Regions from separate parts of the Homo sapiens genome. Here region 2 is linked to region 1. Evidence: chromatin loops called from intact Hi-C (ENCODE). Cell type or tissue: dorsolateral prefrontal cortex. All regions are shown on one strand. Each heading gives the region's core, and the rest is flanking DNA. Links, peaks and the distances in the headings are about the cores only. Region 1 overlaps ENOX1 (ecto-NOX disulfide-thiol exchanger 1). Region 2 overlaps ENOX1 (ecto-NOX disulfide-thiol exchanger 1).

Region 1 (5,388 bases), core at 51-5,050:
TTAGTCCCTGCGATTAATGACAAACTGTCATATGGTAGTTGTTCTTGTGGGAAAGGGTGGTGGAAAAGAAAAAAAAATTGAGGAAAAAGAGCTGAGGGTGTTTCCACAGGGTGCCTCTGGTTCAGCATTAAATCACTAGTACACTCTAATAAATCTGTAGAGGTGTTGCAGATAATTAACAGATGCTGTACATGGGAATGTGGGAAAAAATCAAGCCAATTATCAAGCTTATACGCAACTGAGAAATCATCCACAATGTTAAATTACCAACTGGTATTTAATCAATTCAGCGACATGCAAGAGAAAATCACAGCTAATTTAGAATTCTGTGGCCTAATGTATATCAAAAGAGGTGGGGAAAGTAGCAGGAAGGCAAAAAGACCCTTCGCAGGAGCACCTTTGACAGCTGCACTCCATCTGTCCTTCTGGAGCATCATTTCTGTCTCCTAGTACCAAACAAAGCAAGCAGGCTCCTTAGACCTGCATGGAAGCCTTCACACGTCCTGCTCCCCACCACACCCACGCAGAGGAGGCAGGGTTAAGCGAAGGTGAGAAGTTGAGGCAGACATGGCAGGAAGTGTGATTCAGATCAATATGTGACATTTGCTGACACTCACATTCTAATGATGGCCTTTTTATGCTCAGGTTTATTCGGCAGCAGGCCACCAGCCTTTCTCTCAACATTCCTTTTAATCATGTTTGGTTTTTATGTGAAAAAATAAATAATTCACAGACTGATCATTCCCAAATCTGAATCATAGTTTATGGACTCCAATTTGTGTTTTCATAACCCTCAGTTTGTCTACTGCATCACAAACAGAGGACTCTTTTTTTTTTAATCTTGAAAATCAGCCTTGACCTCAGTCTTAAGTCAGAGTCAGGGAGAACATCAGGTAAGCACCCTTCATTTTTCTGGCCCCTGAAAAATTAAAGAGAAATCCCACCTCTTCCTTACTCATAATCCTGAACAGAAAAACAGAACTGTATCAGTCACCAACCACCGTAGGCATTAGTGAACAAACTAAAAAATGTCCTTCTTAACAATAAATTGCACTAGCATTTTAAGTGTCACATTATTGTGAAGTCATTCGGTATTCACCATAATAACAGTGATAATAAAGAATTCATTTGGTATTCATGTGGATATTACATCTAGTGCTATTGGTATTCAACTGTAATTTAGCATTAGTTAATGGGCACTTAAAATGCTACCCAAATGATTGATATCATAGTACTTTGTGATTCCTCAAACTCTATATAAAATACTTATTTTACAAGTGTAAGCCAAAATCATTAAATAAATAAACCTTACCTTCCATAAGTTTGGGATTTTGAAAGAGGGGAATGTCATTTAGAGAACTTTAATATTAACATGCTAGAGATGGAGAGGCATCCAAATGAAAAACATTCTTTCATTAAAAAAAAGAAGCAAAGACAGTATACTTACTTTTAAATTACAGGTTCAAAGCGTACACTACTCTGTGGAGTTAAAAATAACAGCTGGACGACCAGTGACTAATGACACATTTTGGTCCTTCTAAGTGGCAAGGAGGTCAAATTCTAGACTGTTCTCTTGGGGGTAGATACTCACTTCACACATGCATGGTTGCTGATGGGTGGACCCAGTTGGCCTAGATATTCACTCCCCTTACAACATTGGATCTGGAGAGAAGTGTAATAGGACTTAATGGCTAGCATAGGGACTAAGATGTTGCTTATGATAAGAAAATATGGACGGAAAGGCGTACTTGTCCAAAGAGCAAACTGTCATCATCACGTAGAACACTAAAAAAAAAAACCCTCTGTATTTAAAAGCCAGTTTTCTATTGTAAGCTCCATTTTTCTTCAAAATAATTTGCTAGGGAAAGTGTCTTGGTTTATTTCTGAAATCTTTACTATGAATGGGAAAAAGTATTTTCTCCCATTGCAGGGGAGAAAAACACTGTGTTCCCTAAGTGTTAAGTCAGCTGCTTTTCTGGACAAGGAACAAATCTCAGCTGCATTTGGAGCTGACAGTGAGATCAGACAATGGCAGGCGGACTGCCCACTATAACAGAAACCATCATGGCTGCAGCCATGCTATTCTCTGCCAATCCAGCTGTGTGATGGTGGTTAAAAAGTAATAATAAAATCACCAACCTCAGAATGCTTTCGCCAAATGTCTATGTTCTTGCGCTGGGCTTTCGAGAAATGGTCCCAAGCTTTTTGTCTGGTAGAAGCGTTGAAAACGGCCACAATCTGCTCAACTTTGGTGAACAAGGAAGTCAAACAAGACAAGTAATTTATGTTGTGATCACTATAGGGAAGCAAAGCAAAGACACTAGGAGTCTATGGATGATGTCACAATAGAAACAACATCATCAATATCCATCCAATTTGTGCCTTTCGTACTTACATTTTAGCAAGGTTGGGGATGTCTCCCTTCAAGTCTGTCTCCACAACTTTAGGTTAAAACAAATTCTAAGTATGACCGGGAGAAGGGCAAGGGCATCTACTTCCAAGCATTCTTTAGCTGTTGTTTCAATATGTGATTTGGTCTATCTATATACCTAGATCTATAGATATATAGACACTGGTGTTGGCATCCAGATATACAGACAAAGTAATGCAAGGGTTGGGTGCAGAGAAGTGAAGTCAGGGAGAAGTGGCTGAACGAGGAAGAGCCAAACATATCATTTTCTCTTTTGGTCTTTATCTCAAGGACTCAATCACAGTCCTCTCAAGACATTATCATGTCCAAGTTCCAAATTGGGACAATGAATAGCCGTGCCATGTCTCCCCTCAATCTCAGGGGGCCATTTTTCCTCCTTGGCTCCTTTTTCCTCCCCCTGTTGCACTGACTGCAGCCAGCCCTCCAGCCCTCTGGCAGGGAACAGGAACCATAGCCTCTACCTCAAGACAGACCAAAGCTCACCCAACCAGTGGCACTGGCATGCAGGTCTTATTTCAACCACCATATGGCACCCTCCATAGCTCCTCATGATCACATTCCATTATCACTTTCACAAGGCTCCCCGCCCTCTGGCTCCCAGACCACTTGAAGTTCTAACTCTATTATCTTGACTTAATTTAGTACTTCTGCTGCTTTCAGGCCTGGTGCTACTGGACTGGTAAATGTTGAGGGGTTATGAACAAAACTACATAGACAAAGGCATGGGCTCTTAGTAGTGGGTATTATGGGTGGAGCCAACTAACTGTAGACTTAATCTTGCTTAAACAGTTATTGATCCAGTAAGCATGAGATTAAGGAAATTAAAGCACTAAATTAATCATATGATTAAACCTGAACTTCTAAATTTTTAGTTAAGAAGGCTCAGTTAAAATTAGCTTCTCAAGGATTCTAACACCCCATCAACATAAATCTTTCATAAGTGATTCCCAAGGCTCTATTATAAAAAAGGACATCAAAGCTCTTCCAAATCTTCTGGTGTCCAAAGAATGTCAAAGAGCAATAGAGTAATCCCCACAGAAGAACAACACTTGGTGCCATAATTTTTAAATTAGCACACAAAATAAATGTATGATGGAGCAGAAGGAAAAAAGCAGATTCCATTCACTTACAATATCGTGAATACTTTTCTATGCTGATGAACAACTACTTCTCAATCTATGGCTGATTTTCACAGAGGGCTTTTATCTTTTTGCTATTAATATTTTTACTATTTTCCACTTCAGGAGAATCCCAACCCCAAATCTCCTTATTTAGCAAAACCTGTCATCATGTCACATGATGAATTTATTTGACTCAATTTTAACAGGAGGATTTGCCTTCAATTTGTCTCATACTCTCCTTGGGCACATGTGGCTTCCCTCCTCGACCTCAACTGGAAGAACTAAACTCCAGACTAAACACCTGGGGCTGCTCTAAGTGCTGGCCATCAGCTGACCACTGATCCTTAGTGCTCTGGTTGGCTGTCCTGCAGCACAGCTGGCAGAGGAGAGAACCTGTTCCAGTGGATCACCGGGGCTTTCTGCATGTTTTGTCTGTACACAGGCTGGGATCATTGGGAATTTCAGCTGCCTTCTGTAGGGGCAACACAGAACAGTCAGCCCCAAATCTAGGCTGGCAGGGGTGGTGATCAAGAGGTTATTAAAGAGTAATGGGCTTCGTTGCTTATAATAACATAGCTCTTTGGCATCATTTAGAAGAGGAAGAACTATGATGTCCTGACACCAGTCCTAAGGGGAAAGGACAATATGGGTTGAGACTGAGTGTTTGGTTGGTAATAGTGAAAATTCTGACATCAATCAGAGAAGGCTGTTAATAAAAATGAAACACTAAAGAAAAGTATATCTGTTCATAAAAACGTGTAAGGGGCCAGAGAGAATGAAGGTAAGGAAGACTAGTAATGCACCTGGAGGAGTACAGAAAAGAAAGAACTAAGAAGAAGGACCCAATGGCCCAATAGTGCACAGGTTTAGGGGTAAAAGGAGATCCCCTAATATCTACTCAAGCCATGTGCTATTAGATATTTCCTGTTTGTGGCTAAGTGCCTCGGTTACTTAGAACATGTTATTACCATATCCCAAGGCATAAGTTCAGTTCATTCATTCATTCAACAAACATCTGGATTCCTGTTAGCTACCAGGAACTTGATTAATTGCTAGAAATATATGATCAAGGCCCAGTCTTGTCTTTGATGCAATCATAGTCTCGGAAGAGAAAGAAAGACAAGCAGATAATTATCCTGTGCAAGAGAGGTGCAGATGACAGCTTTGAAGACACAGAGAAGAGAAGAGAGTAGCTAAGTAGATAGGTGGCATTAGAAAACATTCCACAAATAGGGCAACATTTCTGCCAAGTCTTAAATAGTGAAGCAATGCCTGCTTGGCAGAGAAGGCAGGAGTGGCCTGTTCAAAGGCTGGTATAGAGTTGTGGGAGGATGAGTGAAAGTAGCTGTGGGGCTGGGGCTGGGGCTAGTGTTAGGTATGAATCAAGAGAGACCATGTATGCTAACTCTGATTGGGAACTTTATATTGTAGGATTGGCTTGGGAGAAATTACAAAGGAATGAATTAAGGCAGAGGCTCTGGCATGGAGTGTGGCACAGGCAGTCATTTGACAGGGAGACTTGATAGGAGGAGGCAGCTGACTTGCTACATGGGAGGAGGAAGAGGGGTGCGAGGTACCACGATGACTGGAGCTGGTAAGTACATCCCAAACTATGAGAACAAGCATCGGTGGAGGGCTGAGAAAGAAGATAAGGAATTTACTTTTGGACGTATTGAGTTTGAGATGCCTGAAGACCATCCAAATGGAGCTGAAATATGGATTAGGGGTTCAGAAAGAAGTCAGAATTCAAAGAGATATGGCCAACATTTTCTGGGCCATTCTCCATTTCTTGTATTCTTTTTCAATAGGGTAATTAATTAGATGTAAAACTAAGTG
Region 2 (5,388 bases), core at 184-5,183, 85 kb after region 1:
AAATGTGAATAGAAAATGAAGGAGAATAAGGAAATAAACAAGGGTAGTTATAGAATAATTTAAGATAAAATAATAGGATGCCATTTTTGCATATCAAATTAGTAAATATTAAGTCCATATGTATAGTTTGGGAATTAATTGACCAGTACTTAACAAGAAACTTGAAAATGCTCATTTCTTTTGATGTACTAGTTCCACATGTAGGAGTCTATCCAATGGAAATAATTCTAACAGCTAAAAAGCCCCATGCATAAAAATGTCCACTGCAATGTTTTAAAGCAAAATATTATTTGCTTTAAAAAAAGCAGAAAGGAGAAAGAAAGAAATAAGAACAAAGGAGTAAGAAGAATATTTAATGTATGCTTACCATATGGAGGTTATATAAATTATCCCATTTAAATCTCACAGCAGTTCCATGAAGTAGATATGATCACCATTTTATAGAAAAGGTAAGATGTTTTTGCATGCTCAGGGAGACTAAGTTCTTTAAAGAAACTTGGCTAGTAACAGTGAAAAAATGGAAACAGCCTAAATGTAAATAGTAGAATGGTTAAGTAATCTAGAGATTTGATGAATTATTTTTAAATTTTTAATATAAAAGAATACAATGGAAAAATAGTTTAGGATAAGATGTTAAAAATGCATAATAGAAAATGTTATATTCAGTATGATTGAAATACACAGAAAAAAGACTGGAATAAAATAAATAAGCACTAACCAAACACAACAGAACCTGACCCTGAGATTGTATCAAGGAATGTAGTCGGCTGGTGGCCCTGAGAACAAAGCAAAGTGCAGTTAAATTATCAGGCCGTGTAAATGATGAAGGGAAGCCCAGAAAGACCCTGAAAGGCTCAAAAACAGTTTAAGCAATTTGGCTAACACAGGAGATAGAAAAAGTAATTTGGGGCAGATACGGTAAATCTTCTATAACGCGTAGGGCTGTAATTCTTTTCATGGCAAGTTGCTGGGAAAATCATAAATTGGTCATGGTTAAAACGTCAGAAGACTCAAAATTACAAGAAAAAATAATGAATTATGAAGGTTTTGGCTTACTCTAGAAGTCGTACTACATTTTCTGAGAGAAGTAGGAGGTGAGACGAGAGTAAGTAACTTCTGCTCTCTGAATATTTCAATTAGGCAGCTGGGGAAATGTGGGTGGAAAAATAGAAATCTTTACTTTCAAGTTATTAGAAGAAAGTATCTGTCTATGTAAGCTTTAGGGAAAAGGGGCCTGGGATAAACACATGTTCAAGCCATAGAAAATGTCATTTATGTACACCTACCTCCCTAGAGCAGACTAATCTTCAATTGTATGAATTTGATAGCATTTTGAAGAACTTAATAAATATCCTAAATATAATGTTTTAAAACTCAGCCTTTGTATTTCCTTTGTCTCCTACTTTCCCTGGTCTCTTATCCATTTTCATATTCTTTCTTATTATATTAAAAAAGAAACCATATATATTATATATATGTGTATACACATATACACATACACACATGTACACACACACACACACACACACACACATATTACTACAGTTAATTTGGAATTTTTCATTTATGGCCACTATTGACCAAAAAGAAACACAACAAAAAACAAATGCTTGGTCAACTCAGCATGAAGTGCACAGGTATGTGGGAGTAGAACTTAGCACATTCCAAATGCGATTGGTTTCTATTTAATGAACACCATCTACCCTCACCTACTTTGATGGCCAAAAAGTGAATTTTTCTTCTGCCACTGTAACAATGACTACTGCATAATACCTGGTTGTCACCTCTCCACTATAAATTCTGAGAGGGCAGACCATACTTGTCTTGTTTACTGCGGGAGCCCCTGCACCAGACAGCGGCTCAATGAGTATTTGTTGAATGAATGAATGAGTGAGTGAATATACAAATCCTACTCATCTCTCCAGACTTAGCTCAAGCCCCACCTTCCTGATAACATCTTTCCTCAAAGCCCCAGTGACCGATCTGATTATTATATTACCAGTGTGCACCACTACTTAACACACCTGACTCTACACATCATTTTTATCATTGTTTTTCAGGTGTTGGTGTTTTGTTTTGTTTTTTTCAATTTAGAGAGAAAGGCTCTTCAAAGACACTTATATACATATATATTTATTCTATTTCTCAAAGCACTTTTTACAGGACACATGTAAAATCCTCAGCAAACACCTGTTAAATTCAATGGTTAAATCTTTTAGATGACTTTTGACTTTGTGGTATTTCTAAACATTTTCTCTGCTGAATGCATGCATTGTATTAGGATTTCACCACGTGGTGGACAGAAAACAGGGAATTTAGTGTCAGCTGAGCTGAGTTTATAGCTCTGCCATTTCAATGCTGGAAAAGTCACCGAAACTCTGCTCTTCTGTTTCTCTATTTGTAAAATGGAAACATTAACAAGAGCAATAACAAAAAGAAATATCTACCTATCATAAAGGGAAGACAGTGCAATCAAATGGGATAATGTAGGTGAATGAGTTTTGCAAATTGGAAAGCAAATATTAGCCATTCTATTTACCAATTTTAAAAAACGCAATTGATGTTGCAAGACTGTGTATAGCAATAACAGTTAGTGTGGCTTTTTCTGAGAACAAGGCTATTAGGCAGAAGAGAAAGGTGATGAGGAAAAGAATCTCAAGTACAACTTGCCAAACATGCCCCAGTCATAAATAAAAGACTGTGTCCAACACTCGCGGTACAGAGAGATTACCAGGCACCTGTCACCTACACCCTTCGGCACTGCTGCAAGCATCTCTGAAACCAGGAGAAAGCTTACCAGACACGAGCTGCTGTCCAGGCAACCCTACGGGAACCATGCCCAGGTTATTCATGGCTGTAGCCCAGGCTGTGGGATCTGTCACGGACATGTTGAGCTGGGTCGTGTCTATCGCTATACTCCCCAAACCATCGGCTGCTGTGGGGAAAAACAAACCATGATTTAGAGTCCATAGGCAAGGGTGTTTGTTTTAAAGAAAATCACATTTCTAGATATGTGAGGCTTCATTTAGCACATTCCCAAACTACAAAAAAAAAATAAAGAACTATAATCTGCAGCAATGTTTTCTCTAGACATAAACACAAAGTGTTTCCAAATACTTTCTGGGAGAAAACTTAATGACATGTAGTTTATATTATACACAGCATGCTATTAAGGAGGTACCCCTGGAAAAAAATCGAAGAATTGTTTCCTTCTCCCAGTGAAACAACGTTAGTTAAGTCACAAGGCTGAGAGGCAAAGCAGTAATACTCTCTTGGTAAAACAAGTTAATTGGCTTACTGTTTCTAGGTGTAATTCTTGAGCAGGCAGGCCTTCTATCTAATAAGAAAATAGTTGTCAAGCAGTAGAACTGGTCCTGACTGAATTTATTAAGTGTTACCTCGTAATCTATTCCTTCCTTTACAAACTTTTACATTATTACACTAAGAAAATACAGGTGTCTACCTAACGTGACTTTTCTGAAGGATTTCTAAATAAATAAATCAAATTTAAAAACAGGTAGCACAAAGCTTAAGAAAACACAAAACAAAACAGAAGAATGTGTCAAATTTGACTTAGTGCTCTTTCATTTTCACTAGTTCTACAGACTGATTTCTTTATGGGCCCAGGCTCCTGGTTCAATGCATATTTTTCAAGGTGGGGCAAGCTTTTCCACTAAGAACTCAAAAAATCCTTGTTTGTGTCCTGTGCTGGCCACTGGCATTTACCTGCAGCCATCATCTGAGGAAGCTCCTGGGGAAGCTGGGTGATGTTCTCAACTCCACCTGCATCTACCATTGAATTATGAGTGTCCAGAGGGGCAGGAACACTTTGATGGCTGAGTGCAGGGTCCCCTCGGAGGTCATCAGATTCTGCAAAACGGGACAGAAGTGTGGTGAGAAACCTTAATAGTTAACTGAGATAAAACGTCAAGGAACAAACTGTTATCTATTCAAAATCAAAAACAAAGACCGATTTCCAGTCTCAGGCACAGAAGAAATGCTGCTTCCCATCGCTCAGCGGCTGTCTTGTGGCTCAGTTAAAACCTTAGAGCCCTGTGAGATGTGTGGGTCAACTCATCGACTCACCAGGAGCCTGGGCTGGCTGAATAAACAGCCCCATTTGTGAGTACCTCAAAGGCCTTGCTTCCTACTGAAGCACCTTCACAAATGGGGGCTTATCAGTCCCTGCACAGCCTTTTCCACACACACTACACATCAATGGAGAGGGCAGAGTCAGGGCTAAAGAAGATTTTTTTAAGTTAAAAAATTAATTGATGCTGTTACTTTGGAAGATGGTCGTCTGTGGAATGTATTCAGAGAGGGAAAAAAGTTGGGAGGAGGAAGGAAAAAGGAAGAACCCATTCACCATGCAGCTGGAAAAGGAGGGTACCTAAATTACAATAGTCAGGAAAGGCAGAAGAGAAGAATGGCATGCTGTCCATAAAGGAAGATCTAGAGGGTGTTAGGGAGGCAAAGGAAGAGCATTTGGTTTTTTCAGCTCATTGGAAAGATAATTTAACTGGCCACAACTTTTTGGTTTGAATTTTCCTTAGAATTGCCCAGCTTATATATATATATATTTTTATATATTTATATATATTTATATATATATATTTATATATAGTCTTTTAATGCACTTATCTAATAAATATAACAATTAAACATTAAAGTTACAAAGTTCTTCTCAATCTCACACTATTTATAAAATGCTATGCCTTCTCTCCACCCTTAGAAATGCAAAAACAGAGCTTTCACATGTATTTTAAGTGCACTTTCACCATTTCAAAACTCAGATGAGTGGCATGACAAGTTTGATCTTAAGTAGATTAGATATAACAACTAAGTCTAAATATTTATTTTTATTTTAGTATAAATTTAGAAGTTTTTCTAAACCATGTTCCTGTTAATGATGATTTTAGAATTAGATCTTATGGTTTGACAGTGTATCTAATGTGAAGTTCGAACCTTTTATGGCATGTCTTTTTGTTTCTTTCATTCTTAGGTATAAGAATCAGTAATTCCTTGAGCACTGCACTGTCAAAAAGAACTTCTGATCAGTTGAGCAGAAGTTTAATTCAAATGGAAGCTAAGGGTTCAATTCTCAACAACAGGTGAATAATGAGCAAATAGTTTTTATGGTCTCAACAAATCCCTAGCCCTCAACTAGAGGGGTATGTAAGATAGTGTGGAATTTTTTTCCAATTGTCTGTCAGGAAGATGAATCATCATCATCATCCAACAGTGAATGATTCTAACTTTGGAAGCAAATTGTACTGAGAATAAATATTTTATTCCTTCCCACTATACTATCCAAATGAACTCAGAACCTGCATGTGTATTGTGCATCAATTATCTTAGGCTATGGGTGCCATCAGACAAAGAGATTCT

What was found. Peaks named below come from ENCODE experiments on the same cell type or tissue, not always from the same donor. Only the 100,000 strongest peaks of a DNase experiment are listed, where the experiment ranks them.
Region 2: a loop joins it to region 1, with 4 times the contacts of the local background. A loop is called at or near these places in 1 of 110 quality-filtered maps.

The regions. Positions count from the first base shown.
Region 1 is chr13:43,324,280-43,329,667 of GRCh38, forward strand. It overlaps ENOX1 (ecto-NOX disulfide-thiol exchanger 1), which reads right to left. Exons shown (of 17, transcript NM_001347969.2): 10 at 2,140-2,246. Among named protein-coding and RNA genes, the nearest start is that of ENOX1-AS2, 120 kb to the right of the region's middle. In dorsolateral prefrontal cortex, for the core only: no CTCF peak of the experiment used is centred there; a DNase peak (open chromatin) is centred at 2,042; H3K4me3 peaks cover 779 bases; H3K27ac peaks cover 3,613 bases.
Region 2 is chr13:43,409,119-43,414,506 of GRCh38, forward strand. It overlaps ENOX1 (ecto-NOX disulfide-thiol exchanger 1), which reads right to left. Exons shown (of 17, transcript NM_001347969.2): 4 at 3,727-3,870; 5 at 2,798-2,935. The coding sequence starts at 3,796. Among named protein-coding and RNA genes, the nearest start is that of ENOX1-AS2, 37 kb to the right of the region's middle. In dorsolateral prefrontal cortex, for the core only: a CTCF peak has its summit at 2,318; a DNase peak (open chromatin) is centred at 2,833; H3K4me3 peaks cover 652 bases; H3K27ac peaks cover 2,643 bases.